6 separate regions of the Homo sapiens genome follow, and all the other regions are linked to region 5. Evidence: chromatin loops called from intact Hi-C (ENCODE). Cell type or tissue: B cell. All regions are shown on one strand.

Evidence for each region. A loop is a pair of places that touch in the nucleus more often than their neighbours do. Peaks named below come from ENCODE experiments on the same cell type or tissue, not always from the same donor. Only the 100,000 strongest peaks of a DNase experiment are listed, where the experiment ranks them.
Region 1: a loop joins it to region 5, with 12 times the contacts of the local background. A loop is called at or near these places in 24 of 110 quality-filtered maps.
Region 2: it touches region 5 in a loop (12-fold over the local background); 18 of 110 quality-filtered maps call a loop at or near these places.
Region 3: it touches region 5 in a loop (2.8-fold over the local background); 2 of 110 quality-filtered maps call a loop at or near these places.
Region 4: a loop joins it to region 5, with 4 times the contacts of the local background. A loop is called at or near these places in 4 of 110 quality-filtered maps.
Region 6: a loop joins it to region 5, with 7 times the contacts of the local background. A loop is called at or near these places in 2 of 110 quality-filtered maps.

Annotation. Positions count from the first base shown.
Region 1 is chr18:32,918,115-32,923,114 of GRCh38, forward strand. LOC107985186 (a long non-coding RNA gene) reads left to right here and starts at 1,289. Exons shown (of 3, transcript XR_001753401.1): 1 at 1,289-1,464; 2 at 3,475-3,510. In B cell, CTCF peaks have their summits at 1,882 and 2,081; DNase peaks (open chromatin) are centred at 847 and 1,877; H3K27ac peaks cover 868 bases.
Region 2 is chr18:32,928,681-32,933,680 of GRCh38, forward strand. No RefSeq gene overlaps it. Among named protein-coding and RNA genes, the nearest start is that of KLHL14, 160 kb to the left of the region's middle. In B cell, CTCF peaks have their summits at 2,218 and 2,424; a DNase peak (open chromatin) is centred at 2,211.
Region 3 is chr18:33,020,121-33,025,120 of GRCh38, forward strand. All of the region lies in intron 21 of CCDC178 (coiled-coil domain containing 178), which reads right to left. Among named protein-coding and RNA genes, the nearest start is that of KLHL14, 250 kb to the left of the region's middle. In B cell, a CTCF peak has its summit at 2,378; no DNase peak of the experiment used is centred here.
Region 4 is chr18:32,769,277-32,774,276 of GRCh38, forward strand. KLHL14 (kelch like family member 14) reads right to left here and starts at 3,747. Exons shown (of 9, transcript NM_020805.3): 1 at 3,391-3,747; 2 at 369-1,358. The coding sequence starts at 1,315. It overlaps LOC105372055 (a long non-coding RNA gene), which reads left to right and starts at 1,400. Exons shown (of 2, transcript XR_935342.4): 1 at 1,400-3,011; 2 at 4,039-4,165. In B cell, no CTCF peak of the experiment used is centred here; DNase peaks (open chromatin) are centred at 705, 905, 2,805, 4,125 and 4 weaker places; H3K4me3 peaks cover 4,379 bases; H3K27ac peaks cover 4,519 bases.
Region 5 is chr18:32,712,301-32,717,300 of GRCh38, forward strand. All of the region lies in intron 3 of KLHL14 (kelch like family member 14), which reads right to left. The region is part of intron 2 of LOC112268208 (a long non-coding RNA gene); the gene reads left to right. Among named protein-coding and RNA genes, the nearest start is that of KLHL14, 58 kb to the right of the region's middle. In B cell, CTCF peaks have their summits at 2,443 (motif pointing right) and 2,644; a DNase peak (open chromatin) is centred at 2,441; H3K27ac peaks cover 589 bases.
Region 6 is chr18:32,801,124-32,806,123 of GRCh38, forward strand. No RefSeq gene overlaps it. Among named protein-coding and RNA genes, the nearest start is that of KLHL14, 31 kb to the left of the region's middle. In B cell, no CTCF peak of the experiment used is centred here; DNase peaks (open chromatin) are centred at 2,588, 3,228 and 3,798; H3K4me3 peaks cover 1,419 bases; H3K27ac peaks cover 3,310 bases.

The DNA.
Region 1 (5,000 bases), 210 kb after region 5:
TCTAATTAACTAAAACTGGTTCCAGGCTGTGCATCTATTGTCATGGTAGCTAGCCGCAAAGCCCTAAACTGCTCAGCAATGTGATATAAGGTAATATTGATTTGAAAACTGTGTATAATATGTAACCTTGGGCTTATCACTGTTTGTGAGACAAACTTAAAAAAAGGGTGTGGGGAAGGAGAGGTATTAGGATGAATTTAAGGACACTTGGGAGTATAAATCAGAGTTTTCAGTGGGTTTCCTTTTTTTTCTGCCTGGAGAAAATAACAGATGTGTTGAACTACAAATGAATTCAAAGTTTAGCAGTAGGAAGACTAAGGATTTCATGGTTTCTGAAACTGTGAATAGGCTTGCTGACAAAAGTCTAAGATCTACTAAAAAAAAAACTATGGGGAGACTTCAATTTTGGTAGAGGAAATCTCAAGTTTTCTTATTGAAAAAAAGGAGTGGTTGGAATTTGATCTTTTCTCTATTGCTATTTTATAGTCAATCATAATCTTTACCTGAAGGGAGAAAAAAAGGTTTTTGAGAGTATGATCACCCGGAAAAATGATTGCTTTGACAGCCTGTAAACATGAACAAACACTACTCTTCCAGATCTTTCTATTTAGTGCTGGACAAAAATCAAGTTAAAAAAACTTGAATAGGATGCTGTAAGAGAGAGTCATTGATGAACTTCTAGCTTTCCTATGCCAGTGCTGCAGCTTCTGTCATGCCTGTTTTCAGGTAGTAGTTAAGATCTGATACATTTGATTGCTGTTGCACACTTTTTCAGTTCCATCTTCTTTACTTACAGAGCGTCAGCTATTTTCCATGACACTCTTATCAACTGAACTGTCTTTCCTTTCACTCTTTCGTTTCTTACCAACTTTAACAGAACAGCCTTTATGTCCTGGCAGATGGATGAAGCGGAAGTTTAACTCATGTACTACCGAGTCCTGCTTGAGAAGTGTACTGTCAGAGAAACAGAAAACTCCAGTTTATTCAGCTGCTTCCTTCGTTGGCACTGTGCTTAAGTCTTTTCAGAAACTGGGGACAGGCAAATTTTATGTCAGAGTCTTCTCCATTGGATGGTTTTTCTTTTAATGTTTTGTGACTGTTGTGGCCATGTGAGAAAGAATCAACTTCCAAATATCACAGTGAAAGAAGCTGCATTCATCAGGGTTCTCCAGAGAAACAGAACCAACAGGAAGTGTATATACATATAAAGAGAGATTTATTTTAAGGAATTGGCTCATGTGATTATGGAGGCTAACACGTCCTAAATCTCCATGGTAGGCTTGCAGGCTGGAGATCCAGGAAAGACCTGATGTTGCAGTTCAAGTCTCAGGGCCAATTGCTGGAGAATTCCCTCTTGCTCTGGGAAGGCCAGTCTTTGGTCTTTTCAGACTTTCATCTGATTGGATGAGGCCCACGTACAAAATGGAGATAAATCTGCTTTACTCAAAGGCCACTGATTTAAATGTAAGTCTTACCCAAAAACACTCTTACAGAAACACCAGATGACATTTGACCAAATATCTGAGCACCAGGGCCCAGCCAAGGTAAAACATAAAATTAGCCATCACAGAGCCCAGGACCCAGACAGAGGCAGAGACCTCTTAGTGATGACTGAGGAGCCAGAGAAGAGGAATATGGGAAAGAGAGTGGCACAACTTTATATCTGGAAAGAGAAAAAGGAAGTCATATGGCTGTTCATTATGAAGTATTTCAAATTATCACCACACAAACATGGTCCATGCAACACACACCTGTCTTTTTGGCTGAATATCTTAGCAACAAGGTGTCCTCACATCATTTTGTTCTTAGGTACAGGTAGATATCATGGTAGTTCTGAAGCAGTGGGCCACCAGGGGCAATGTGGTGAAATGAGAGACAGTAAAGGCCTGCTCAGTTTCCTTCTGCTCTTACTCCCTCTAATGGCAGGGGGTTGACACATCTACCCCCGAGAATATCTGCCCCGCCCTTCTTTCTAGAATTCAAAACAGTAGTCCAAGAGATCTCTGCCATGTTTACAGTTTCCCTGCCTCCTTAGCACCAGTTGCAACAGATTCACTCCTTACCAAATAGAAAACAGGTATAATATTATTTTTGCCGGTAAAATATTTATATTAACTTCAATAATCAAACAACAAACATTCTTTAAGTCCCTAGTAGGTACACAGCACTGAAGAGAATGCAAAAGAAAAAACATATTTCCTGTCTGTAAGAAGTTTATAATTTTTCTGGGAAGGAAGTCTAATATGTGGCAAATTAATAGAATTAATAGAATTCATCAAGTTATTAGTGGGGGCAATTTCCAATAGAAACTCTATGGGAGTTTATAGATGGTGAACATAAATATGAGATGGAACAGCTCACCTCTCTTTGTTGCTAAACTTGAATATGTGTTGCAAAAATTGAGTGATATTGTTTAAAATGGGTCAAGAATTTGCTTATACTTACTCAAACCTCTCCAGTTTCTTCCAATGATTATATGTCTTCTTGCTGTCTTTTTTTCAATTTACTTAATTAGTAGTCAAATTTATCAAAACTGTACAGAAACACCTAAGAATGGATTTTTGATAGAGAAGATTTGGAACTTTTGCCTGTAAAATAGAATACGTCTCTATGCTTGTAAACATTTAGTTACCTCAGAAGGTAAACTAAATGGAATCCCAGTTTTTCTGGAGATTGCAACTATTATTAGCAGATGAATCTCTAATATCAGTTCTATCAACATTCTCCTTTTAGCTTTTACTTAAAGAAGAAAGATAGACAGTATCTAGAAATTATCCTGGATGAACTCTGCCTTTCTAATAATTTCTGGAAACCTGAGAGTATTCTGGGTTCCCTGAGATGACAAATTCATTGCAACACCCTCTATTTGCCTAATCCCCGCACAAGACAGGATGACCCTTGTGGCAGAAAACAGTTTCAGGGAGATTGACTCTGAACTGAAGGGTAAAGATGTTTACTGAGAGACCTGAGTCCTTACAGTGGGACAATTAATAGGGCAGGTACTAAGGTCATTGCTGTAATACTCTAAGGTTGAACCTGGGAAAAAAGCACCAAATGTCACATTTGTGGGGCAAACAAAACAAAGTCAGTACTGGATAGTGAGCAGTATGCAAAGTGCTGATAGAAGACGAGATTAGGTCTGAGGGAAGCCCAAGGAGGGGAGCTATGAACTCAGACTTGGAGAGTGGACCGGACACTGGTAGAGTAGTCTTCCCTTATCCAAGGGGGATACTTGCAAAGACACCCAGCAGATGCCTGAAAGTGCAGATAGTACAGAACCCTATATATACTATGTTTTTTTTCCTATACATACATACCTATGATAAAGTTTAATTTATAAGTTAGACACAGGAAGAGATTAACATCAATAATATAACGATTACCATCTACCATCATAAAAGTTATACGATTGTGGTCTCCTCGCTCTCAAAATATTTTATTGTTCTGTACTCACTTTTCTTCTTTGATCTGTAGGTCTGTTAACCAAGACAGCTGCTAAGTGACTCATAGGTGGGTAGCCTAGAAAGCATGGATATGCTGGACAAAGGGATGATTCATGTCCTGTGTGGGATGGTGTAAGAGATTTCATCACGCTGCTCAGAATGGTGCACAATTTAAAATGAATTATTTTTAAATTTAAATATGATTTAAATACGAATTGTTTGCTTCTGGACTTTTTCATTCAACATTTTTGGACTGCAGTTGACTGCGGGTTACCGTAACAGACGAAGGTGAAACTATGGATAAGGGGCACTACTGCACATCCTTTTCCCATGGTTTGCAGTTTATATTCTGAATGTGTTTAATCTGACTGTAGTAGGAAGGTGGGATGCAGAGCTGGACTCCAAGCCAGCTGCATGCTCTATCACTTTTACTGATGGATATATGACAAGAAAATGTCTTCTAATTTTGTTTCTTTATCTGAAAGGCAAGAGAAGGCATCTGAGATGACACAGAATTCCCACTAAAATCATAGAATACTGGAGAGGCAGTGATCTGTGTCTCGCTAATCAAAGTGTGGCCCATGGAGCAGCAGAATTTGAATCACCTGAGAACTTGGCAATGCAAAATCTGAGGCTTCAGCCCAGATCTATTGCATTAGGATGTACAATTGCACAAGCTTCGGGTGATTCTTGTGCACATTAAAATCAGAGAGGCAGGCAGATCACGAGGACAGGAGATCAAGACCATCCTGGCTAACGTGGTGAAACCCCATCTCAAAAGTACAAAAAAAAAAAAAAGAAAAAGAAAAAAAAATTAGCTGAGCATGGTGGCGGGCGCCTTGTAGTCCCAGCTACTAGGAGGCTGAGGCAGAAGAATGGCGTGAACCCGGGAGGCAGAGCTTGCAGTGAGCCGAGATCTCGCCACTGCACTCCAGCCTGGGTGACAGAGCGAGACTCAGCCTCAAAAAAAAAAAAAAAAAAAAAAAAAAATCAGAGAGTGTGATTCGCAGGGAGACGGAAGTTCTCCCTTCTATAATACCACTCACAGATAGTCATCCAGTATCTGCTACAAACCCACCGGTGATAAGGAGCTCGTGATTTTTTAAAATCACAGTGTTTGCTAATAAATTCTCCTTTAACTTTGAGAACCTAGCGCAATAAATGACAAATTATAGTTGCTCAATAAATATTTATTGAATGGATGAATAAATGGATGAACAAATGTTTCATTGCCAATTGAAAGTGTTTGTCCACATGTTACTGGATCTAGCTGGATAATAAATCTACCTCCCTTATCCAGCCCTTAAATGGAATAAAAAAGACTGTGTGTTTCATATAGGCCTCTGTTTACCAGGCTATGTCTCGTCTCTTCAACTACTTCTCATATATCAAGATGTGTAAGTTTCTCACTGTCCTTGGTACCTTCTGGTCATGTGTTGGATTTTAAGTGCCTCTCATAGAATATGTGACCTAGGATTAAGCCTGTCCACAGATGTGCTCTCAGCAGCACACAGCACACACAAGGAACATAAGCTGATGACATTTCTCTGCTTCTGC
Region 2 (5,000 bases), 220 kb after region 5:
ACTATATGATCTCATTTATATAACATAGGAAATTCCAACTAATCTATAGTGACAGAAAACAGGTGAGTGATTTTATGGGGCAGAGTAGGGAGTAGAGGATGGAGAAGGTTGGATAAGTTTATAAAGGAACTGAGGGACATGTTGGTGTGATGGATATACTCATTGTGTTGATTGTGATGATAGTTTCACAAGTGTATATAGATGTCAAAACATCCAATTGTGCACTTTAGATATATGCTGCTTATTTTATGTTAATTATGTCATTAAAACTCTTGAGAGAGAGAGAGACAGAGGAGAGACAGAGAGAGAGAGACAGAGAGAGAGAGAATGCCCCAGAAATTTATATGATTTAGTAAGAGGCTGATAGTTTTGAGTGGCTTCCATACCTTTCCTCCCTCTCTCCCTTCCTCCCTTCCTTCTTTTCTTGCTTCTATTATGTGATTAAAAATTATATTGTATTAATATCTTAAGAATTAACAAAGAATATACTTTACAAAATAATTCTAGAAGTCCCTTGGAATGGAAGGTGATACCTTAGAAGGAGGAAAGAAAACAAAAGGAATAGATCAGCTGTGTTACATTAAAAATGAACAGAGAATAGGTGAGAAAAGCGATGACAGGGAAACATGGCAGCATTGCAGATGGATTTTTCTGCCCGGAGATGCCAAATATTCAGTGTTCACTGTTTGTGTTTGTGTTGCTGTGTGTCATAAAACTTCTCTCTGGAAAAACGATTTGGGTCAGTCTCAGAGCAGAGATAAAGGAGCAGCTGCTCAATGCCGGGCAGAGAAGAATTTGTTACAGGCAAGTATTTCCGAGAAGGTACTGCATCTAGAGGCCTCCCAGCAATGTTGGGAACACATTGGATTTTCCACCGGAAATGAAATTGACTCTCAGTTGATATCTGGAATGGCACTTTTTTCTCTATTTCTTGATCAACATGTGCCAGTAAGTATGTTCAGGATTAGGAATTCAGAGATAAATAAGATATGGCTTTGTTCTGTCACAGCACTCAGATTAAATTTTTTAAAAACAATAATATGGTGTGAAAAGTAGGATGATAGTGGTAGTACTTGAGGGTAGTGGATGTACTTGCTCCAGAATTTCTGTGTAGGATGCTCTAGTGATTGGCATGTGGCAGCAATGGATGTGGCTATATATATATATATATATATATATATAATTTTCTATAAGAACTACATAAAAGGATAATAAAATAAAATAATAGGATAAAATGTTTGGTGTCCACATCAGAAAATGCCTGCTCGTGAGCACTAATAGAAATTATTGAGGATGCTGAATTCTCCATGCAGAAACTGACCTTAGAGGATGAATGGATGTTTAGGTGGCAGACAGCTTGGAGTAGGGTTTTCTGTACTGAGTCCATGTCCACAGCAAAAAAGTATACCAGTGAAAGATTTCCTGTTTGTGGAGTGGCAAGTCCCTGCTTGGAAGATCACTGATGTCATGATAAGAACCAGGTGATCATTTGGCTTTTCTCCCTAGTGCTTATGGAACACGAAAAAAATATATGGACTTTGGACAATGATTCAAGTTTCATCTCTGCCCCCAAGTATATGAATTAGTTGGTAATTCAAATTCAATCCCCTCATCCAATTATACCTTTGCCCCATCAATATGAATTCATTAGTAATTCAACCTAAGTCTCAGTTTTTTCGTCTCTAATATGAGGAAAACAGAGTTTTCTTGGAAAAAATTATAGGATTAGACACTACACACACACACACACACACACACACACACACACGTAAATAAATACATAGTGCCTGGTACCTAGTAGGCATGTGATAATTTTTACTTAGTTTTATTGTTGTTGTTCTCGCCAGGGCTCAAATTATTACCTGAGGTGAGAGTTCAACATTTAGTGCAGGGCCAGGGAAGTTCCCAGGAAGAACTGTTATTCAATTTTTAAAAAATGAAAAACAATGGTCACATTCTCACTGAATGTGCAGCTCTTCCCCAGGCACTTGACAAGGTGCACCAAAGATTCAACACATATCTAAGGAGTCCTTGAGTTATAAGTGACCAAACTAACGTACTTAAAGGAACTAGACAAGAATATCATATAATCAATTACAGGAGTGTGCGGTATAGGCAAGAGATGTCACAGGCCCCTGATGCTATTAGCCTCCTGTTCTTAGTATATGTGCAAAATGATGTAAGCAGTTGAATGCCATGTGCAAAGTACTAAGTGGTCCCCTAGTGGCCAGAAAGAGTTAATACTACATATATCCTGAGAGGAGCACGTAAAAACATTTCCTACCCACACATTATTTACCTCCAAGGCTATTCTCATTTGAGCTGATAAGAGTTTCCCATTCTAAATCAATTTATACTTCAATGATAGGCAACTTAAACTATTTCCCCAAATATTATTAATCACACGGACCCACTCTGTTCCCCAATGTACTCTTGAACTTACCTTTCTCACGGTTTACTGATTTCTAGAGATTATGCATTTATTTGCCAGGCTTTCTATATTAAGATATGAACCTTTGAAAGGAAGTAATTGGGTTAGTGCTATCCGGGGGAATCATGAGTTCCAGGTTTTCCAGGCTAGGACAGTCCTGGTTTATGCTGATTTTCCTAGTGTAATTATTAGTATCATCCCCTTTTATAATCACAATTGTTCCAGTCTTGAGAATTAATTATATGGTCACCTTCCTGCTCCTTTTTTTCCCCTGATGAAAACTCTAAAAATACCAGTGTAACTCAGCTGGACATGAGGTCAATCTGCATGCGATCCCTGTCACTCCCGCAATCACCAGGGCTCACTTGGCTGGTCTGTCTGGATAGGCTGTTTTCTTTTGCATATTCCCCAAGTTTTCTTCCGGAAGTTGCCATCTAAATCAGAGAAGAGGATTGTGGGTGATGTATGTGCTACTCGGCTCTCTTGTTTGAGTTTTCTCACAGTCTCTCATAAGCTCTAAAAGTCACCATTAAGCCAGTTCTAATGCCATGCCATGTTGGTTGGGCAGAATCTGCAGATCTTGGGTGAAATAATTTATCCAGCAAACACCCAGTCTATATCTACATGACTATGTAACCTGTGCTGCTACAATTAATGTGTTACTGGGTGAAAGAAGATGATCTAGATACAAAAATTGAAATAGAACAAAAGGAAATTGTGAACACTTTCTAGAGACAGCACAAGCATATCCACAATGGCCCAAATGTCACCTCTTATCATAGTCAGAACAATATGGACACCTGTAAAACCCAGCCAAGTGAGACTTTCAAACTCAAATTTATGCTTGATGTGTCAGAACGACATTGGTACATTTATAGGCTAGTTGTATGAATGCAACACAGTAGAATTGTTTTGGAATACAGCAATGGACTTGTGAACGCCTTGTTAAAATGAAGTATACTTTTCTGGCTCAGAACAGATTTCTTAAGAAGTATGTCAATGTCCTTATATGACTTGTTTCAGCAACGAAGATAATATTTTAATGGGTAGTTCAATTCAAAATGCCAAAATTAAATTATTACAAATAAAGAGGCATGTACAATTACATTCATATTCAGAAACTGCTTTGTGATTTTGATGAAGAATTAGAAACAAAATATTACCCTAAATGCCTTAAACAATACATTTTTTCTTCTTTTCTCATTATCACTGACCTGTTTTCAACCTTCTTCCAAGCTTTTACTCACATCTTAACCATATGTATTTTACATGTGAATGAGATTATGAATTCATGACTCTAGGAGATAAATGCATACATATAGACTATAAATGGTATTTCATTCTTTATACCTCATAATCTTATGCTTAGGAAGAGAAAAACCTTAAAATAAAAATCTGCCCAATAGGTATTATCACATATAATAAAATACATTAAAAGTTATAACTGGAATAACAAGATTTGGGAAATTTCAGCAGCTGCTTGGTGCTGAATACCAATAGGATCATTCTGGATTCATCACATAACAATGAATACAAACAAACAAATGACCGTATTTAGTAAATCAATAAAGACAGTCTTCTGCAAAGGCCTGGATGGGATCTATGGTTAGTTATATAATCACAGATGGGTGACATTCGAAGATTTTCCATGTGACTATAGCAGTTATTTCTGCTAAAGGATTTCAAGGAGAAATTTGGAGTTTATTATTTTATTATTATCAGTCAAATTTTGACACAAGATATATATTCATTCTTCTTGCAATGAATGTTCAAACTCTTCCATTTCTGCCAGAGACAGAGTATGGCCAATATTGAGTATAGAGAGCTGAACATAAAAATTATAGTTGAATGTTAAATAAAATAAAATGTTCTACATTTCTCTACATACTTATGCCCAGGATTACTAACATAGAGTGACCAAACTATTGCAAGAGTTGTTTCTTATGTTGGCTATTAGAAAGCTCAGAGCCTAACTTGCAGTCATTACTTGCAAATATAGAAGGCTTCATGGATGTATTTTGTACCAACTTCCCTCCTTGGCTTATTTGATTCCTTATTTTCCTTCTGCCTAATTTTTAACCTCTTTTAAATAATGTTTTCTTACTGTTTTAGTTTGGATGTGTGGCCCTTAAACCTTATGTTGAAATTTGTTCCTAATGTTGGAGGTGGGGCCTAATGGGAAGTGTTTGGGTCATGAGGTTGGATTCCTCATGAATAGATTAAAGCCCTCTCTGTGGCATGTGTGAGTTCTTACACTGTTAGTTCCCATGAAAGCTGGTTAAAAAGAGCCTGGTGCTTTCCTGCTTTTCTCTTGCTCCCTCTGTTGCCATGTGATCTCTGCACATGCAAGCTCCCCTTCACCTTCCACCATGAGTGGAAGCCTGAATCTTTTACCAGAAGCTAAGCAGATGCCAGCACGATGCTTCTTCTACAGCCTGCAGAGCCATGAGTCAAATAAACCTCTTTTATTTATCAATGACCCAGCCTCAGGTATTCCTTTATAGCAGCACAAAACAGACTAAGACACTATAGAGTATTAATTTTTGTAGGTCATATGTAGAGACATAAT
Region 3 (5,000 bases), 310 kb after region 5:
TTTTTTTTTTTGTATTTTTAGTAGAGATGGGGTTTCACCATCTTGGCCAGGCTGGTCTCAAACTCCTGGCCTGCCTCAGCCTCCCAAAGTGCTGGGATTACAGGTGTGAGCTACCATGCCTGGCCGATATCTCACTATTAATATCTTATGTTTCCAACTCTATCATTCTCCCTGAAAGTTGTGTTGTTCTCCGTTAAACAAATTATAGTGATCCAAAGAAACTGAAATAATGTTGAGCTCACATTTTTTCTTAGCTGACAAACGATTTCAGAAATATAATATAGCCATAGTATAGAAATAATTGAGATTTATACATCACTGTTTTTAATTTACTAGGGTAGCACTACTTGTGAATACTAAAAATAATTGATTTCCTTTAAATAAGATAAGGTTTGTATTTATAAGTCCATGAGCCCACTTTGCTTTTGTTTTTAAAGTATAAAGTAGTTGTGAATGTATGTGGTGTGTGTTTACTTTTTTAAAAGCAATTGCTGATCACAATGGGAATGTTTTCAATTTTATAAATCAGGGAGTGTTTAATCTAAAATTACGTACTGAGTTTCTCCATGGTTATAGCACTTTTGCAGTAAAGTTGTAAAAATGTAACTTAATTCCTGCCCACAGGTGGCCTATGACAAACAACCTTTTTTTTTTCTGATTTCCTAATTAAAACATGTCTAAGTTAATTCACGTAAGTGAATTTTAGGTTGTATTTACTGACTATATTTATGAAGCCCTAGTGTGCACTACTATTATTTGAAAATGACATGTGTGTTAGTGTCAAGTGACCACAGGACACTACAGCCATCACATGAAGAAATGAGAGTTGGACATATATATTTGTGAGGCTCTACAGAAAAACAATCAGTGGGAGAGTGATTTCATATTTCTCACGTAGGATTCAGAGACTGGTGGTATCACAAAAGCTACTGCAATAAGGCCACTGCCACCTGGAGGCTTAGAAACAGCAACCAACATTACATACACTCAATTCATAGGTTCATTAATTGAAGCGACATGATAATGCAGAAATACATAACTCTGAATCAGATGACTAAAGAAAACAAGCAATGATATTGGCAGATCACTAACTGAAAACATTTTGATCTTGCATATCTTCTTGCAGATGGATCTTTTTACATGAAGCAGTTCTCAATGGCATGACTGTTTCTTTCACCTGTTCTGAATCTTTTTCTACCAGTTTTTATTTTCTCATATATTTTCATTTTCATTGTTACTGACTCTTTCAGCTCCATATACAAATACTTGAGACTGCATCTATGTTAAAAATAACAGGCCAGGCATGGTGGCTTATGCCTGTAATCTCAGCACTTTGGGAGGCCGAGGCGGTTGGATCACTTGAGGCCAGGAGTTTGAGACCAGCCTGGCCAACATGGCGAACACTGTTTCTACTAAAAATACAAACAACAAAACACACAACACACACAAAACTTTTCCCTTGACTATTGGTCTGTGACAAAAGTATCACTCCCCTGCTTTCATTCTTGATCCAAGTTTCTTGAAAGGATACCACAGTTCTGACTTGACCTTCCTATTAACCTCACCTCATGTTTATTCCTCAAACTGCTACAATTGCTCTCAGGGAAGTTCCCAGTGACTGACATTTCTCAGCATTTGAAGCTTTCAAACATCTACTCCTATTTGAACTTTTCTCTACTTCATTACAGTGCTAAATGCCACTGCTTTATATTTTTATTGCCTCTTAGTGGTGGCTTCCTTTAAGGCTGCTCAACTAGACTTTTCTCTCTCTCTCTCTGTCTCATTCTCTTTCTGTATGTGTTTATATTTTTTAAATTATTTTCCTGGTCACCAAAAATGTTCTAAAAGCAATAGGTATATAATTTCCTTTTAATTTTAAAATTGCAACATAGAAAATTCAGGAAATTTGGGAAACAAACATCTTACAAAAACACATAAATATTAATGACATACCATCCATATTACTGCCTAATGGTCTTTTGGTATGTTCTTCTAGTATTCTCATAAAGGAGGATATATGAAATGGAGATAATGTGATGGTCATTTGCCCTTTGCTCTCAAATCTTTTCCCATTCTTTTGTGTGCTGGTTTGTATTTTGGAGGGCTGTTTCCTGCAAGCCACATTAACCAGGCTTTCTCAGTTACAGAAAGGAAATGATAAAGGAAGAAAACTTAGAACGTTAGGAAGAAAAAAATGTGATAAGTAGAAATATAAGTAGACTTAACACACTTTTTCCCCCTCTTGAGTTTTCTAAATTATATTTGGTGGTTGAAGCAAAAATTATAATGTCTGATGTGGTTCTAAATGTGTTTAGAAGAAATACTTAAGACAATTATATTACACATGGAGAGTGCAGAGGAATGTCAAGGGAGGTAAGGTTTCTAACAGACACCAGTGTACTGTGACAAGTTATGTATTTAAAATGTAATACCTTCAGCAACCACTAGTAAAGCTACACAGAGATTCACTACAATACAATATAGAAAAATCCAAGTGAAATTCAAAATTATATTCCAATAACCCATAAGCAGTCAAGAAAAATAAAACTGAGAAATGAAAACAGAAAACAAATAGAAAGCAAACAAAAAATAAGATGGCAGACTTATTCTCTAACATTAATAACTACATTAAATGTAGATAGTCTAAGTATATCAATTAGAACGCAGACATTAGCAGAGCAGATTAAAAAGACATGACTCAACTATGTACTGTCAACAGGGAATTCATTCTAAATATAATGATATATAGGGGGGCTGGAAGTAAAGGATGAAAAGTGATATAAAGACATTAACCAAAAGAAAACAGGAATGACTGTGTTGATATCAAACAATCTTGACTTTATGTCAAAGAAAATAATCAGACATGGAGGGACATTATATAATAATAAAAGAATTAATCCATCAAGAAGAAGTTATAGCAATCCTAAATGTGTATGAACCTAAAAGCTGGGCTGCAAAATATGTGAAGGAGAAACAGATAGAAAGGACGAGTAGAAAAATCCACAACAATAGTTGATGATTTCAACAACCCTCTCTCAATAATTGATAGGACACCTAAACAGAAAATCATTAAGGACAGAGAAGAACTCAACAACATCATCAATCAACAGGGTTTAATTGACATTTATAGAGACATTCCATCCAACAATAGCAGAATACACATGTGTTTAAGTACCCATGGAACATATACTATGACAGACCATATCTTGGACCATAAAACAAATATTAACAAATATAAAAGAATTGAAATCATACAGAATGTTTTCTTCAACCACAGCTAGAGTTCCATATGAGAGTGTTAACAGGAAAATCCAGAAACACTTGGAAAATAACACATTTCTAAATAATTTGTGGGTCAAAGAGGAAGTCTCAAGGGGAGTTTAAAAAGTACATTGAACTGAATGAAAATGAAAAAGCAACATGTTCAAATTTGTTAGATACATCTAAGGCAGTGTGCTGAGAGAAAAATTAATAGCACTAGGTGCATATATTAGAAGAAATGAAAGCTACCAAATCAGCAATCTTAGCTTCCCAAACATCCCAAGAAACTAGAAAAATAGGAGCTAAATAAATCCAAAGCAAGTAAATGGAAAAAATATAAAAACAGAAATCAATAAAATTGAACATAGAAAAACAATAAAATCAATAAAATAAAGATCTAAATATATCTCTATCTTCAATATATATGTTCTCTGAATACATCAATAAAATTAGCAAACTTCTAGCAAGACTGTCAAAGAATAAAGAAGGGAAGAGACAAGTTACTAATATCAGAAACAAAGCAAGGGATATGGTACTACTGATCTTGTTGACATCAAAAGAATGACAAAGAAATACTATAAACAATTCTGTAAATATAACTTTGGCAACTTCGATGAAATTAACCGTTCCTCAAAAAGCATGAACTACAACAATTCACACAATATGAAACAGGTCATCTAAACAAGCATAATACTATTAGGAAGATTGAATCCATAATTTGAAAACTTGCCAAACAAGACTTAATTTCCCAACACATGGTTTCACTGGAGAATTCTACAAATGTTTAAGGAAGAATTAAAACCAGTTATATACATTCTCTGTATCAATTTGCTAGGGATACCATAACAAAACATCACAGACTGGGTAGCTTAAACAACAGAAACTATTTTTTTGTCACAGTTCTGGAGGCTACATGTCAAGGATCAAGGTGCTGGCTGGATCGTTTTTATTCTGAGGCCTCTCTAGCATTGGCTTTCAGCTGGCTGCTTTCTGTCTTTCTCCTCACATGATTTTTCCTCTGTATGCATGCATCCAAATTTGTGCCTCCAAATTTCCTCTTATAAGGACACCAGCCATACCGAATTAGGGTCCACCCATATTATCTCATTTAACCTTAACTACCTCTTTAAAGGCTCTACCTCCAAATATACTCTCATTCTGAGGTACCAGCTGTTAGAACTTCAACAATGAATTTGAACACAAAATTGACACACTTTATAACATATTTTACAGAAAATAGGAACACTTATTTATTATTATTATTATTATCATTTTTTTTTGAGATGGGGTGTTGCTCTGTCACCCAGGCTGCAGTGCAGTGGCACGATCTCGGCTCACTGCAAGCTCCACCTCCCGGGTTCACGCCATTCTCCTACCTCAGCCTCCCGAGTAGCTGGGAGTACAGGTGCCTGCTACCATGCTCAGCTATTTTTTTTTTTTTTTGTATTTTTAGTAGAGACGGGGTTTCACCGTGTTACCCAGGATGGTCTTGATCTCCTGACCTCATGATCTGCCTGCCTTGGCCTCCCCCAAAGTGCTGGGATTACAGGCATGAGCCACCGCTCTTCTCAATTTATTTTATGAAACTACTATTATCTTGATACTAAAACTTGACAAAGACAGTACAAAAGAAATAGTGTTAACTGCAGACCAATACATCCTTACGAATACAGATATAAAAATATTTAACTAGACAATGGGTAACAGAGGTCAACAACTGTATATAAAGAATTACAGAA
Region 4 (5,000 bases), 57 kb after region 5:
AAGATTTGTAGGGAGAGCTGGCTTAGAGAGACTTCCAAAGCTACACTTCTAACTGTCCTGGCCTTTGGCCCCATCTGCCTGTCAATTTCAGTCTGAGTCCACAATTCCCATGTTTACGGCTCTGGGGATATCTAGAACCTCGGCTTTGGAGCGCTCAGGGATGCTGCTAGGCCAGTTCCCTATTGACCTTTCAGGGACTCTGAAATCAACTTTCCTCACACACTCTGAATTGTTTGCGTTTGTTTTCATCCTGCCAGAGCCACCCGCCCAGGCCACCCATCTCTTCCCTCCTCCCTGCCCCCTCCCCTCCCTCCGGCCTCTCTGGCTCTACCCCCCCCTCCCCCGCCCTCCTCTTTGTTGTCTCCTACCTGCTGGCCAGGCTCTGCCTGCAGTGCTGCCTGAAGGGCATCAGGTGGTAGTTCATGGCGTCCAGCAGCAGCTTCTGGCAGACCGGGTCGGTTCGCATGAAATCCACTGACTGGACCCGCTCCACCAGCTCCGGGGCCGGGATGAGGGCGAAGCGGAGGCGCTTCATGAGGTCAGGCGCATACTGCATGCGGGTCTCGCGGTCGTGCTCCAGCCACAGCACGGACATCTGGAAGAGCGCCAGCTCCGACTCCACGGGGGGCGGCAGCGAGTCCAGCAGGGCGCGCATCTCCTCGAAGTTGAGCAGCAGCACATCCTCCACCAGGTACTTGTTGGCCAGCTTCTTGGTCTCCTCCAGGCCGTGCAGCGCGGCGATCTTGCACACCTGCTTGTAGTTCTGCACCGAGATCTGGTCGTTGAGGAACTGCACGCAGAGCTTGGTGACCTGGGGGATGTGCAGGATCTTGCTGACCGACAGCACCTCCTCCACCGTGTCCAGGGACAGGGTCACGTTGGCCGTGTAGAGGTACTCGAGCACCAGGCGCAGCCCGATGGACGAGCAGCCCTGCAGCACCAGGTTGTTGATGGCCCGGGGGCTGGTCAGCAGCTTGTCGTCGGGGGAGGAAGAAGGAGTCCCGGGCTCCTCCTGCGGCGGCGGCTGCTGCTGCTGTGACGGCTGCTGCTGCGGCGGCTGCTGCTGGTCCTTGGGGGCCCCCAGGCCGTCCTGGCCGCCGACCCCTCCCCCGAGAGGGGGGTGGCTGGAGAAGAGCGATCGGAAGTACTGCGAGCAGGAGGCCAGCACGGCCTTGTGGCAATGGAACTGCTGGCCCTGGGCCGTCAGGGTCACGTCGCAAAACAGCTGCTTCCTCCACAGCAGGTTGAGGCCGTGCAGCAGGTTGTCGCTGTGGCTGGGGTCGAAGGTGGAGGTCCTGTCCCCGGATCTGGACATGGCGAGCTGACTCGGTGCACCTGGCTTTAAACCCTCCTCCAACCTGGCAGACAGGGGTGGGGGATGGGAGGGAGGGGAGCAGGGTGGTGGAGCGGGTGGGGTGTGGTCGGGGTGGGGAAGGGTGTGGAGGGGAGGGGAGGGCGAAGAACAAGAATCAAGGCTCAGCTTGACTCCCTCCTGGCGCGCTCCGGACCCCGACCCTAGGAGGAAAGTCCGAAGACGCTGGATCCGTGAGCGCCACCAGAAGGGCCCTGTCTGGGGTCCCGGCGCCGGTTCTGCGCCCTGCGGCTCCTCTCGCCACCTCCCACACACTTCGTCCCTCACTTTCCTAAAACCAACCACCTCAGCTCGGCTGTTGGCAGCAACAGCAGTGGCAGCAGCGACGGCAAAGTGGCGGCTGAGGCCGAGGCACCTCGTGGGCTCGTGTCCATGCCGGGCCAGATGAAGGGAAAGGCCGGGAAGTGGGGAGCCGGGGGTGCCCTGAAAGCTCAGAGGCGACCGACGGCGAAGGTTCCAGGTCAACTTGTGCCCGAAGCTTTGCTTTTCGCAGTTGGCCCAGTTTGGGGGAGGGGGTAGGAACAGGGGCCCGACCAGCGTGCGGGGTGTGCGAATCTTAGCTCTCCAAAAGCTGGGACCCCCTTCGATTATCCATGCTGCCCCGAGAAACTCCTAGGCTAATAGTCTGAGGGAGGAGATAAAGCCCTTTCTTCTCCCGGGAAAGTGCAGCGGAGCGCGGTGAGGACCCGCTCAGTGGAATCGGCAGAGGCGGGAGCTGTCCTTATCAATTCGAGCTCATTTCCCTCAACCTGGCCCTGCCCGCTTCCCCGCTTCGCAAACTGTTGGCTTCCCCGTCACCACTCAGTTTGGCTAATTTTCCAGAGATGGCTTTAAACCTGGCAGGAGAATCCTTCCACCACCGCCACCCCCACCCGGTGGCCCCCTCTCCCCCGTCTCGCTCATTTCAAAGCGCGGAAGTTCAGGCATCAATCTCCCCTTCCAGCGAGGGGCGGCACCGAGGACTCAGGGGGAGGAAGTGGGGCTGCGAGGACGCGTTTGGAGAGGGAGCCGGGAGGCCTGGAGGCCGGGAGGGATTCGTGTGCACGGTTTCCCCTCCCGGGCACCAGGCGCAGTCGCTTTAACTCCAGTAACTATGAGAAGTTCAAGTTAGAAGGCAGGTGTTGGGGGAGGGGTGGGGGCTGTCGAACGAGCGGGGGGGCGGGGGAGCAGTGGGGTGCGGGGTCTCTGCGCCCCACCCAGCATCGTCGCCTGCAGCCGCAGCTCCCTTCTGACCCCCTCGGTAGAGCCCCCAGCGGCCCCCCACTCGGGCACCCCCACTTCCCCGGCCCTGGAACTACTTCTGTAAAAAGTCTGAGCCGCCCGCATCTAGGCAGAGGAGGGCAGGGTGGGGGAGGCGAGGCGAAATCGATACGCCAGGTCCTTAACCTGTAATTGCACCTTCCAGGGCTGAGCAGAAAGGGACCCTCTGCTTGCATCCCGCCCGCGCGCCGGCCCGCCGGCCCGCCGGCCCGCCCGCCCGGGGGAGAGCCGCCGCCGCCGCCCGGCTCGGAGGGATCCCGGCGGACCTGCCCCTTCCACTGCGGCTCACTCTGCCCTGCCTGGCGCCGGTCCTGGATCGCCGGCTTCCTATTTATACCGGACTGGGCTCCTTTCGACTCACTTTACCATCCCGTTCCAGGTGGACCCTACCCTCCCTCGCGCTCCCTCCGCCGGCAGCACCCCCACGCCCGCCCCCAAAGCTCTGGCTTGCCTGAAACATCTTACAGAGTCTCTCTCCCTTTAAGAGGACCCGGTCATACCTCTCTCTAGCTCTCTCCGCTTCGTTGTCTCCCCCCGCCCCATCTTTTCCTATTCCCCTTCCTTCTTGTTCTTCTCCCTTGCCTTTCCTCCTCATCTGCTTATTTCTTGCAATAGGAGTTTTTTCTTTATGAGCGTTTGCCATACAACTACCCCCCCGCCAACCCCTCTGAAAGACTCCCTCCCCGGCCCTTCCCCCTCCAACAATCCAAAAGACAGAACAAAATACACACAAGGCAGACACAAGGCCAGAAACTTACCTGTTCTCAACCAGCTGCAAAGTCAAGGCTCACTTAAGCTCCCCCCAAAAATCAATTGTCCTTCCTTTTTAAAGGTTTGCTGTCTCCTTGGGAGGGGGAAAACACCTTCTGGTTCCCAACTCCAGGCAGTCACTCTTTACAATTTATTTTGTCGTACATCATTTGATCACCATGAATTAGCAACAGCAAGAAAATGTAGGAGAGGGAGAAAAGAGAGAAAGAGAGAGGGAGAGAGAGAGGGAGCAGAGCTTTCTGCAAGAGAAGAAGAAGAAAAAATGTACGTGTGACAAATTATGCTACCAAGAAACAACACATCATTATCCTTGGGCCTGGGGCTCAGTGAGTCGTAACGAGAGTAATAGGAAATCCACGGTTGGGGAGAGAAACGGTCGTGCTTGGCCAGTAGAGAGAGACCATACAGGGGGATGGATGCTGGAGAGACTCGCAAAATTATGGCTCAAGGCTATTGTAAAAATTGTCGAGCGTAAATGACTGCGATTTCAAACATCTTTGGAAGAAAGAAGGGGAAAAAGCGAGCCCCCCCTCCCTCCCTCTCCCTCTCTCTCCCTCTCTCTTCTCTCTCTCTATAAAGAACCGTCAAGTTTTAGTGCGCATTGCTAATTAGTCAATTTCTCTCTGCCTTCACAGGCTGGCGACTTCGCTGCTGAGCTGAAACTGCTAATTTCTGTGACCAGCTTTTTTCTTAGCTGTGATCTGGATGAATGAGTAGCTGTCTCACAGAGATGACAAAAATAAACTCTAATCCCCCCCAAAATTTCCACTACATCTTTCTCATGCATAGATTTATGATCTTCAAGTGCTCTGTGCAATATGCAAACTTTTTTTGTGTCTGTATATATGCTGTTGTTTCCAGATTTCACTACATTGGTATGCTGCTTTTCCCTTCCCCCCACACCTCCCCCCCACCCCCAGCACTGTGAAATGCAGAAACAGTCTGATCTCAAAGTATGCTAAGACACTACTTTATTCTGTTTTGGTATTTGGGGTTTGGGTCTGTCCTGAAAGACACTAGCCCTTGCCTAAAAGGTGAGTGGCTGAGGATACACACCGGGGTGGGGGAGTAGAGCTGGTAGACAGAATAGAGGACAGCCCTTTGCTTTACATTTGCTTCCCACAAGGCACTGTTCAAGGTTTATGATCTTATTTGAAAACATATTTTCTCTATCATTTTGTCTGGTTAAACAACTGCCTCTGAACTTCTCTGTCAGCTCTTCAACAGATAAGGGTGCAGAAGTCACGTTTTTTTTTTTTTTTTTTTTTTACTGAAAGATTATCATATTGTTGGATTTGTATTTCAATTAGGAGTCTTTGATTTGCAGGAGCTAGAATCAAGTGCTAGGAAACCCAGCCGCAATTTCACAAATGTAACCTTTCAACTTTAGAGCTCATCTGATATATAAGGGCAACCACATAGTGCTCACATTTTTGACCCTGCTTAGCATGCAAAAGGAACCCCAGCATGTTTCTGGAATTTTAGCTGTACCAGAGATTCATGTGCATTTTGGTAGAGGACATGTTCTCCAGACTTATCTCATGATGTATTGCACCCTTATGTTTATAGCCCTGCATTTCGGTTGTCAATGGGGGTT
Region 5 (5,000 bases):
TGATAACCTTGTTTTCTATTTCACTAAGAAAATATAAACATTTAGAAAAGAATTCCCACAGCTTCCCTGCCTCATACCTACCAAATTACCTGCATCAGTAGACCTGTACTGTGCCTTCCTTTTGTTAGCCTGGATGGACCTTCCATGCTCATTTCTAAAGTCAAGCTCTCTATTTGTGTACTAGGTCCTCTCAAATACTCAAGGATATTTCTTCCAGCAATTTTATTATGTCTTGCGTCATTAATTTTCCCCTCTTTATGAGATCTCTCCTATCAGCAGGGAAACATGCTGCTATATTGGTCACTTTTAAAAAAGACATCTCTTGAATCAATATCCTCTTCTTTCTACCTATCCCATGTCTCTTTTTCCCTTTATATAAACAGTCCTCAAAAAAGTTGTCTTTGCTCAAGATTTCTAGGGTTTCTGTTCCCATTTTCACTTCAACCTGTTCCAGTTAGGTTTTTAGTTTCATAATTCCATGGACACAATGTTGTTAAATTAACCTTCATGTTGCTAAATCTAATGTCACTTCTCGATGCTCATCTCATATCATGTACCTGAAACATTTGACCTAGTAGATCACGCCTTCAAATGTGTCCTTCCAGGAGATCATTTTCTCTGGATCCTCCTTTTACCTGATTGGCTGCTCCATGCTCATACTCCTTGCTGGTTGCTCTTCATCTCCTCAATCTGTAAGCCAGCATGCTCCAAGAGCTTGCTTTTAAATCTTTCTCACCTCCATCCACACTTAATACTTTGTTTTTGTTAATAAAGTTTTATTGGAACATGGCCACTCCCAACAGTTTATGCTGCTTTTGTGCCACAACTGCAGAGTTGAATAGTTGGAGCAGAGACCTAATGAGATGCAAAGCCTAAAATATCTACTGTCCTCCTCCTTACAGAAAAAGTTAATAAAGTTAACCCCAGAATATGACTTTAAAACCCTCAATCTAACCCCACTTGGGTATCATATAGGCTCTTCAACTTACCAGTGCCCCCAAACGAACCCCTGGCTTTTCTCTCCAAATATTCCCCTTCCCACCTAAGCCACTGTCAACTCTATCCTTCAACTTGCTCAGGACAAAAGCCTTGGGCTCATCCTGACTCCTCTCTTTCTATTATGCTTTGTAAAATAAATGACTTATTTCTCTTGGGATAAAAAATATCTTTTAGGCGGTCATGGTGGCTCACACCCATAATCCCAGCACTTTGGGAAGCTGAGGTGGGAGAATCCCTTGAGCCCAGGAGTTTGAGACCAGCCTGGGCAACATAGGGAGACCCCATCTGTATTATAAAGAAAATAACAACCTTTAGACATTTTTCTTTGCTCACTCACTAATATGTAAACATGAATTATGGTGTATATGCTTTTGTAATATGCTGTTTTCACCTAAATATATGGTAAGCTATTTTCATTTTAATAAATGTAGATGTTCATTAATAGTTTTTAATAGTAGTATGATATTTCTTTTGGTATGGCTAAACTAATATTTATTCAATGATTTCTAATTGTAAAACACTTAATTTTGGTTCTTTGTTTTTGCTGTTATAAACAACACTGAAATGAATATCTTGGAACATGCAAATAATTATTTTCTAAGAGTAAATTCCTAGAAGTGGGACTGCAGAAATCAACACCATTAAATTTCTTTTAAAAATCTACCTTTGATAAAATTTACATATAAATAAACATATTTTTGCATGTTCCTGCATGAGAGTGATATACTAATATTTGTTGATGAAAATTATGTAACAAGTAAATTATTGATAATTTAGTAATGCTTTTTTACTAAATTTTAGTAAATTTACAAATTTACTAAATTTACTAAAATTACAAATTGCAATTTACAAATGCAATTTACTAATTGCATTTGAACTGCAGTGGTGAACCCAGTGTATATAGAAGATATTATGCATTCAATTTATAGAGAATGTGCCTCTGATTGTGGATTCAGGAACTCCTTGTGTGTTAGCTCCATGGCTCTCTATGAGTTTATAGGCTGGCGACCACAGCTTTGGTGATTATTTAAAGAAGCAATTCATTTAGCATATGATCACAAATGGAACCCATTTCCTCTTTCATCCAAGTTGCCCACTTCCTGATAGAACAAAGTATTACAGTAGTAATATTAATTCTGGTACTAAGAAGGCAAGTAAAAAGTTCTCATTAAAGCAGAGTAATTATAGATACATAGTTGAAATAAAGTAGGATTTTAACTGTGGGCTATTTAAATTAACTTCCTAGATTGAATCTTTTTGTGTACTGTGAGAGCTTCTCTCTGGAATTCATGGCAACTACTTCAGCGTTTCTCAGCCTCTTGGAGAAATGTTGAAGGAAGAATGAAGTCTGTTAATTCCCATGGTTGCAAACACCCGTTGCTGCTTCCTGTTCAAACTCGCCTTTCGTTAACTGCAGCAATTTTGAACTGAGCCACTAGATGGTGTACACTGTTCTTTGCTCACCCTCCAGAAAAAACATCAAGAACTATGCTCAGGTACAGGACTCCAAGGCCAACAAAAACAAAGAGGAAAACTTACAACAGTAAGGCCAAAATTAAGGGCCTCTCTTTTAAAACTCTGGTGGTCCTTTTTTTTTTTTCTTTTGATGCAGATTACACTGAGTTGGAGAATGTCAATATTATTTTCTTGACTCTACTCTTCCTTAGTATACCAAATATTTGAGCTGGACCAAAATCTATTTCAACCTTTCACAGCAACCTATTTTTGAATTTCATACATGAGTCCTGAAGGCACTATAAAGTAGTTTCTCCTTTAGAAACTCATATGTACAGACACCTAGCAGGCATACCCTATGCTAATATTGTTAAAGATAGATTTTTAAAAATAGGTCAGATTTTTCAATATCTTGAAAAATCTGCAGATAAGTCCCATGGTGTTGACATAGCAGAGATGTAATGAGCTAGAATTTAGCTCTGCCCTTTAGTCTATAAGCAACTTTGATCCATGTTTCAATATAAACTTACATTTCTATATAGGGTGTATATGTGTGTGGAAAAATGATATGGTTTTCTTTGAGTTTCAGGGAATAATTTCACAGAAGAGACAAACACATTAAATTCACTTTTCCAAGTGGGTAAATTGCTTTAAGAGACAAACATTTTAGAGAAGTTAAAAGAGAAAGTCTTCCTCCTTACCTTAAAGAGGTGTCTCAGGTTTTTATAAATGCATGGGTATTTACCGACGGATGATTTTTTTTTTAGTAGCTTCAACCTATCCTTTACTTTATTGAATTCACTTTTTTATATAATAAATTGTTTTAAGTTAGGAGCAAACATTTTAATGACAACGTTGAAAAGATAAAAAGTCTTTACCTTACCTTAAAGTGCCCTCTCAGATTTTTAGGAATACACGTATATTTAAATACGGGTGATCTTTTTTGATTAAGTAGTTTCAACATTATCTTCTAATCTTTCTTGTCATCTTAACCTAGATCCTTTATGAATTATAGCTCCTCACCTCAAGTAGCAGTTGACTTTCTAATCCCTAATAGTCAAAGATGATTGTAGCAAATCTGTATAATCATCCTTTGTGGGGAAAATAGTTTTCAAATCCATCAGGGCCCTTGAGCTGAGAAGAGCTGCCCAAAGTTTATTTCTACTACACAGTAATGAGTTGAAAGAAAGGTCTATAGGTGGATCTTCAATTGGAAAATCTAAAAAGTCAGTGAAATTACTAAAAAGCCTTAATGGTGCTTCTGAAAACAGACACTAATTTTATGTTCTCATTCTTTGAATTACATTCATCTGACATTTAGAAGTCATTTTATGGGAAAAATTTTTATTAACTGAGAAACAAGATTTCTTGGATTATAATGATAAATGATGACTATATTTTTAAAATATAGTCAACTTGTGATTATTCAATGACCAGTGCTCTGGTTTATATATTATTCTAATATTATTATTTCTTCAGTTACCTCCTTTCAACCTGTCTTTTTGTTATTTAATTCTTCAGAGAGCGGGCAAAGCCAAAGGGCAGTGGTAAATACAAATTATCAATCATGTATCAGCTGTAAAAAAAACAGTGGCTTTTTTGGTGAGAGAACAGAATGATGAAAGTTAAAATTATTATAAATTGTGAAGATTTTAGCTTGCTTGACTTTTTTTTTTTGAGGTGGAATTTCGCTCTTGTCGCCCAGGCTGGAGTGCAATGGCACGATCTCGGCTCACTGCAACCTCTGCCACCCAGGTTCAAGTGATTCTCCTGCCTCAGCCTCCTGAGTAGCTGGGATTGTAGGCACACGCCACCACGCCCAGCTAATTTTTTTTGTATGTTTGAGTAGAGATGGGGTTTTGCCATGTTGGCCAGGCTGGTCTCAAACTCCTGACCTCAGGTGATCCACCCACCTCGGCCTCCCAAAGTGTTGTGATTACAGGCATGGGCCTCTGCACCCAGCCCTAGCTTGCTTCACTTTTGGCAATCAATTTTGTACCTTCATTTCATATAGTTGATATTTAAAAATTGATTATTTTCCTTTTCATTGTTTTATACCTAGTTTATATTTTTATTTTTTCAAATATGACTTTTGTAGATATAAGCCTTTTACATTATGACTCCTAAAAGCTTTAGTTTAATTTTAATTTTCTATTATTTACATATTCTTATTTGTCCCAATATCCTCATCTGCTAGACAGATGTCTAGACTGGGCCTATAAGAGAAAGGCCAACTCGGAATGAGATTGAAATATCCTCTCTCTCCAAATTGGAGGGCTTTACCAAATAATGGGCAAGATGTTGAACTAATAGCTCCAAAACCTCTGGTCAACCTGGTTGTACCATAATAAATGAGGTGAATGGAATGAATATTTTTATTCTATTTGGCCCACTTTTAGTTACGTGAGAAAACGTTATAAATTCCTGTCATTGATGTGGTATGTGAAATCTTATGGAAATAATAATCTGTTGCAAGTGCAATTTGATGATAGATTTAAGTAAATGAGTCAAACCAAAAATAAAGCATGTTGAAGTGAGAAAGACAA
Region 6 (5,000 bases), 89 kb after region 5:
TATTTTCTTTTTTTATTTGAGAAGTTTGCACATACATTCTTACATTCAATACCTTTTGCGTGAGCAAATGAAACCATTTTTTCAGGAAACATCTGGGCATTTTCTAACCTTTCCCTTTGGAGTAGCTTACCTGTTTTAAAACTTTTTGTAGTATTTAACACAGACCACTATCAAAAAGCTTCCTTAACAACAACAACAACAATAACAACAACAAAACATTCAAAGAATAAGAGTGTTCATTCTATTCTTCTGGTCTCCACGGTCAGTTGTGTCTTCTAGAAATTCCAAGAAGTTAGTGAGGCTTGACCTTCCTCTTTTTTTTTTTCTTCTCTTTTTGTAAAGCATGCCAGCAATCTTTAATCATGCTGTGATTTTCTACATGCCACCCAGGTTAGCTTCTGAAATAGTCAAACAAAGATTTAACCCACAGACACATAAATATCTAATCTACACTTTCCAGAGAGTCCTCAGAAGCATGTAACTATTATTATTCTTAGTATATAGGTTGTTTTTATTTTTTTATTTTTATATTCATTACTGGAAAGAAACATTTCCTCCTATTATAGATTTTAATAAAAATTCAGGTGTTATTACAGTATTTTTTTCTGGTGCTTACTCTTTCTTGGTGTAATTCACATGCAAAGCATTTCATAACTTTTTTTTCTTTTAAAAGAAGAAAAGTAAAAAGGATAGAGTTAATCTACTAGTTGCTTCACAGGTCACCTAGTTTTCAGCTGATAAGAACTAATTTGATCAATAGAGTTTACCTCTTGAAAATGAGAAGCTTTAGAAAGAAAGATTAGTAAAGGAGAAAATATGCTAAAAGGGATTAAGACCAAGACTATCAAATGCTCTCAATATTAATAGTGATGACACTGTTCACCTATCTTACTAAATGTTGAAGATGAGCTATGCAGTCACTGTGATGGAAGATGAGGATAGTTAAGAGAGTTAGAGTCTGAGACAAATGCAAATGGACACAGCCAGGACGAAAACATTCGACAAGCAACAGCCAAAAAATCCAGAGGAAGGAATTTCACCTGCAATACAAGTAGAACTTAGAAAAGTAAAGCACACATCAGATTTTTTTTTTAATTCAGTGAACATTTGTTACCCTACCTGCTTTGATGTGGCCGTGATGATACGATACCTGGAGGGATGTTGAAGAAAGGCAAGGACACAGTTCAAAGGAACGGTCTCAGGATGATAGTATGGTAAATTGAGCTGATGAATAAATATCATAATTCCAGAGATGTACAGGAAGTAAGCAGTGGCAAAAGTATCACTTAAATAATTTTGAATTGTTTTCTATCCTTCATTGGCAAATAAATCAAGATCCTTTTACCTAACCCAATGAGATTTCCAACAGGAAGCTTCTTACTGTTAAGACCCAGAGATTGTCCGTGCGTTTGCATTACATACTCCTTCATTACTGAGCAATGGTCAGAGGAAAATGCTGGAGCTACTTTTTGGAGTGAATTGAAGCACATGATACGAGATGAGACAAAAATACCATGGTATCAATGATTATGGCATAACCAACTGGACTAGGTGCCTGATGTGGTCGGCCTTTCTGCATTTCCTTCTTCCTTAGATTTCTGCTTTACAGATTTACTTTCATTCTTTTCAGATCTCCAGTGCATGCAGTGGAAAACCTTCTTAAGCATTCCTCTCTCTGTTTTTTTTTTTTCTCTGAATAGGTTGCACGCTTCCTTCACCCTGTGAGAAATAGATCTGGCACCTTTGAGGCAGGTTACTCAAAGTATAGTGGGAATGTCTTTTGTTATTTGTTGAACTTCATACAAAGGTCCTCCTTCATCATACCCAATGTGCTGTTTGCAAAATGCACTGCAAATAACCATCCATCACTTTACATCATTGTCACATTTTACCACTTTGTTTCTTCTCCTCCAGGTAAGTGAAAATGATTATCTGGCTGAGATCATAATCATTGCTGATCGGTACTTGGCCTCCTGCAAAGTTCCGTGCAAGCACAGAGACTTTTTGTAAGATGCCACTGGGCAGATGTCAAATGGAGTGCCCTCCCCCATCACCATCTTGGTCCTGAAAAACTTAATAACTTGGTATTGTTCAGTGAGTCATTCAAGCGAGTAGTGTGGAATTCTACCTGTTCCTCAAGGCAGAGTATCTGCTAAGCTGCTGCAAAGAGTGTTAGCCATTCATGGCTCTTTCTGTGCATAAAGAGCTCATGGTTGGGAGACAAGGTGAATGCAAACCCGGAGTGAAAGCTTTGTAACTTCTGTGTTTGTCTGAAATCGTGCACAAATTAAGCCAGTATGCAAAACAGAGCTCAACAAATATATTCCTCTTTTTAGTGGTATTTTCAGTGCTAGTTTTTCACTTTTTTTTTTTTTAAAGACCAGGAAAGAGGTATCCTGGAAACAGATCAAAAACACAAGGAGATGAAAACTTTAAAGTGATCAAGCCACACAGTTTCACAAATGATAACATAAAGGTTTTTAAAAACATTGGTTGTAATTTCTACTAGGTGTCACAACTCAGTGAACCATTACGAGTGAACCAGCTCAGTGAACCAAACTGAACTGAACAGATGGAATTCCACCCTTACTACGCTTGAAAGGCTCCATGAACAATACAAGTCTTCTTTTAAGTTCCCCTTTGAGCTGCTTACCTCACTAATGCAAACATGTGGGGGCTGCAGGATAGAACATGGCCCCTTGGCTGTTTGTTCAGTTGTGTGGTGCCGTTGTTCCAGCAGAAGGAAGGCAGTCCATTTTGAAATCCTCAGGGCCATGCTCCTCATTTTCAAAGTCCCAGTGTTATTTTCCATTTGTTCTCAAATATATGTTAGAGAGTGGAGTGTTTTGTTTTCTTTTACTTTTCCCTTGAGTTGTAATTCACTTTAATCTGTCCAGAAAAACCTTGAAAGATTTTTTTTTGTAAATATGCCTGAACAACAATTGGCTGTAGCCAATTCATTAAACACTAATCAATTGCTATATTCATTAATTCAATAATATGGTGCCTAGCTAGTACCAGGCACCATACGGACATTGCGTGGAATCTAAAATGGAAAAAATTCAAGTCTTTGCTTTTAAGGAATTATAATTTAGTAGAATAGATAAGCCAGACATAGATAATTGTGTTTTTGAAAATACTTTATCATTCAAGTGGCTCCTTGATATCTGTCCCCCTTCCTGCTCACCTTCCTCTTTTGACTCATGACTGATGTTATGGTCTGTTGACAAGTAGTCAGCATACTAAATGTCTTCAGTTTGGGAGTTTGTATCTAGGCTTATTTTCGAGGGTCATGTATTACAAAGTTTCAAACTGATTTTGTATCTTTGAAAATCAGACCATTTCTTCAAAGCATATTCTAACAGGGTTTGGGAGACAATGGACCAGAGATAAAGCCAAAGAGGCCAGGACTGGGGGTTTGTTGGTTAGGCATAAAAGGTACTGGCAGGTGGATCACTGATTAATTCCAGAGAGGTCAGCTGAGGGAGAGATTAGCAAGTAAGAGGTCCAGAATCCAGGGAGACAGGCATCAGGGATCAGATACTGAGGTTAGGATTGCGGAAACTACAAGGTCAGGAGGCGAAAAAAAGTTTTTTTGAAACATGGGGTCACGAGTCCAGGTCAAAACCCTTCAACAACAAGAGATTAGAAGCTATTCAAAAGATCTGAATAACAAGCATAGGATGTAAACAGCAGACATGAGTTTGATGCTGAGTGGTCCTGAGGCTCTCAGCCCTTCACATGGCTCTGAACTAAGGCCAGAGCAGGTTGCAGGGATGCCCATGTCTGTCTGAGTCCACAAGTGGATAGTTTTTGGATTAGATGAAGGGTATTTTGTGAGAACATTAAAATATAGCATTTGCAAGCTGTCTGCAAATCTGGATTTCTGAGTTTATATATTCCCTAGGGATTAAATCTGCCACTTTATTTTTAGGCAATAAAATATAGTACTGATGCTCACTCTTTAGTATTTGTAGATTTGAGTTTGAGTCCGTGTAATGCTACTTATAAGCTGTATGAACCTGGGTAAGGCACTTAACCTCTCAAAGACATAGTTACTTCAAGTGTAAAGTGAGGATGACGATACATATCTCAGAGTGCAAAATACTCAACTTTTAAGAATAATAGATGAAAAATTATTCATTTTAGACACTACTACTATCACAATAATTATTATAAACTCGGATTTTTTATTCAGGAATTTTTATCCAAAATCCCTTTCAGAATGCAAATAATATGTTAATTTATTTAACATGTAAAGTTAACAGCTTGGCTATTTCCATTGATTTTTTTTTTTTTCCCCGAGACAAAGTCTTACTGTCTCCTAGGCTGGAGTGGTGCGATCATAGCTCACTGTAATCTCGAACTTCCAGGCTTACATAACTGTCTGGCCCTAGCCTCCCAAGTAGCTGGGACTACAGGTGTGCACCACCATGCCAGGCTGATTTTTGTATTTTTTGTAGAGATAGGGTTTCCCTATGTTGCCCGGTCTGGTGTTAAACTCCTGGCCTCGGGTTATCCTCTCTACTTGGCCTCCCAAAGTGTTGGAATTACAAGCCTGAGCCACTGCACCTGCCTCCCCACTGATTTTTTTTAAACCAAGTCACTCAATCTTTTCTTTGCTTGTTTTGTTGATTAGGCCTTATAGGCAGCAATAACACAAGCTCATGTAAAAATACACTTAAACTCCTATAGAAAATATTTCTAAGATTTCATTCAAAGGTGTCCATCTAGTAACATGGATTGAAACACCAGGAGACTGGATGTCTAGGGATGGTAAGTCTAAATCCTTCTCTATCTTATTCTAAGTATGACTTATCACCGAGCAAATATTTTACATTGTCACTACCATCAAGTCATGCAAAAATAAATTCCTATATGACTCCTTGAATTTTCTATATGTAAATCAAGTGAATAATGTTTTCTTTCAGGTATGTGGGAACAACGTAAGAGGTCAGGACTTAGACCAAGTAGATGCTCAACTGTGGAATAGACCAGAA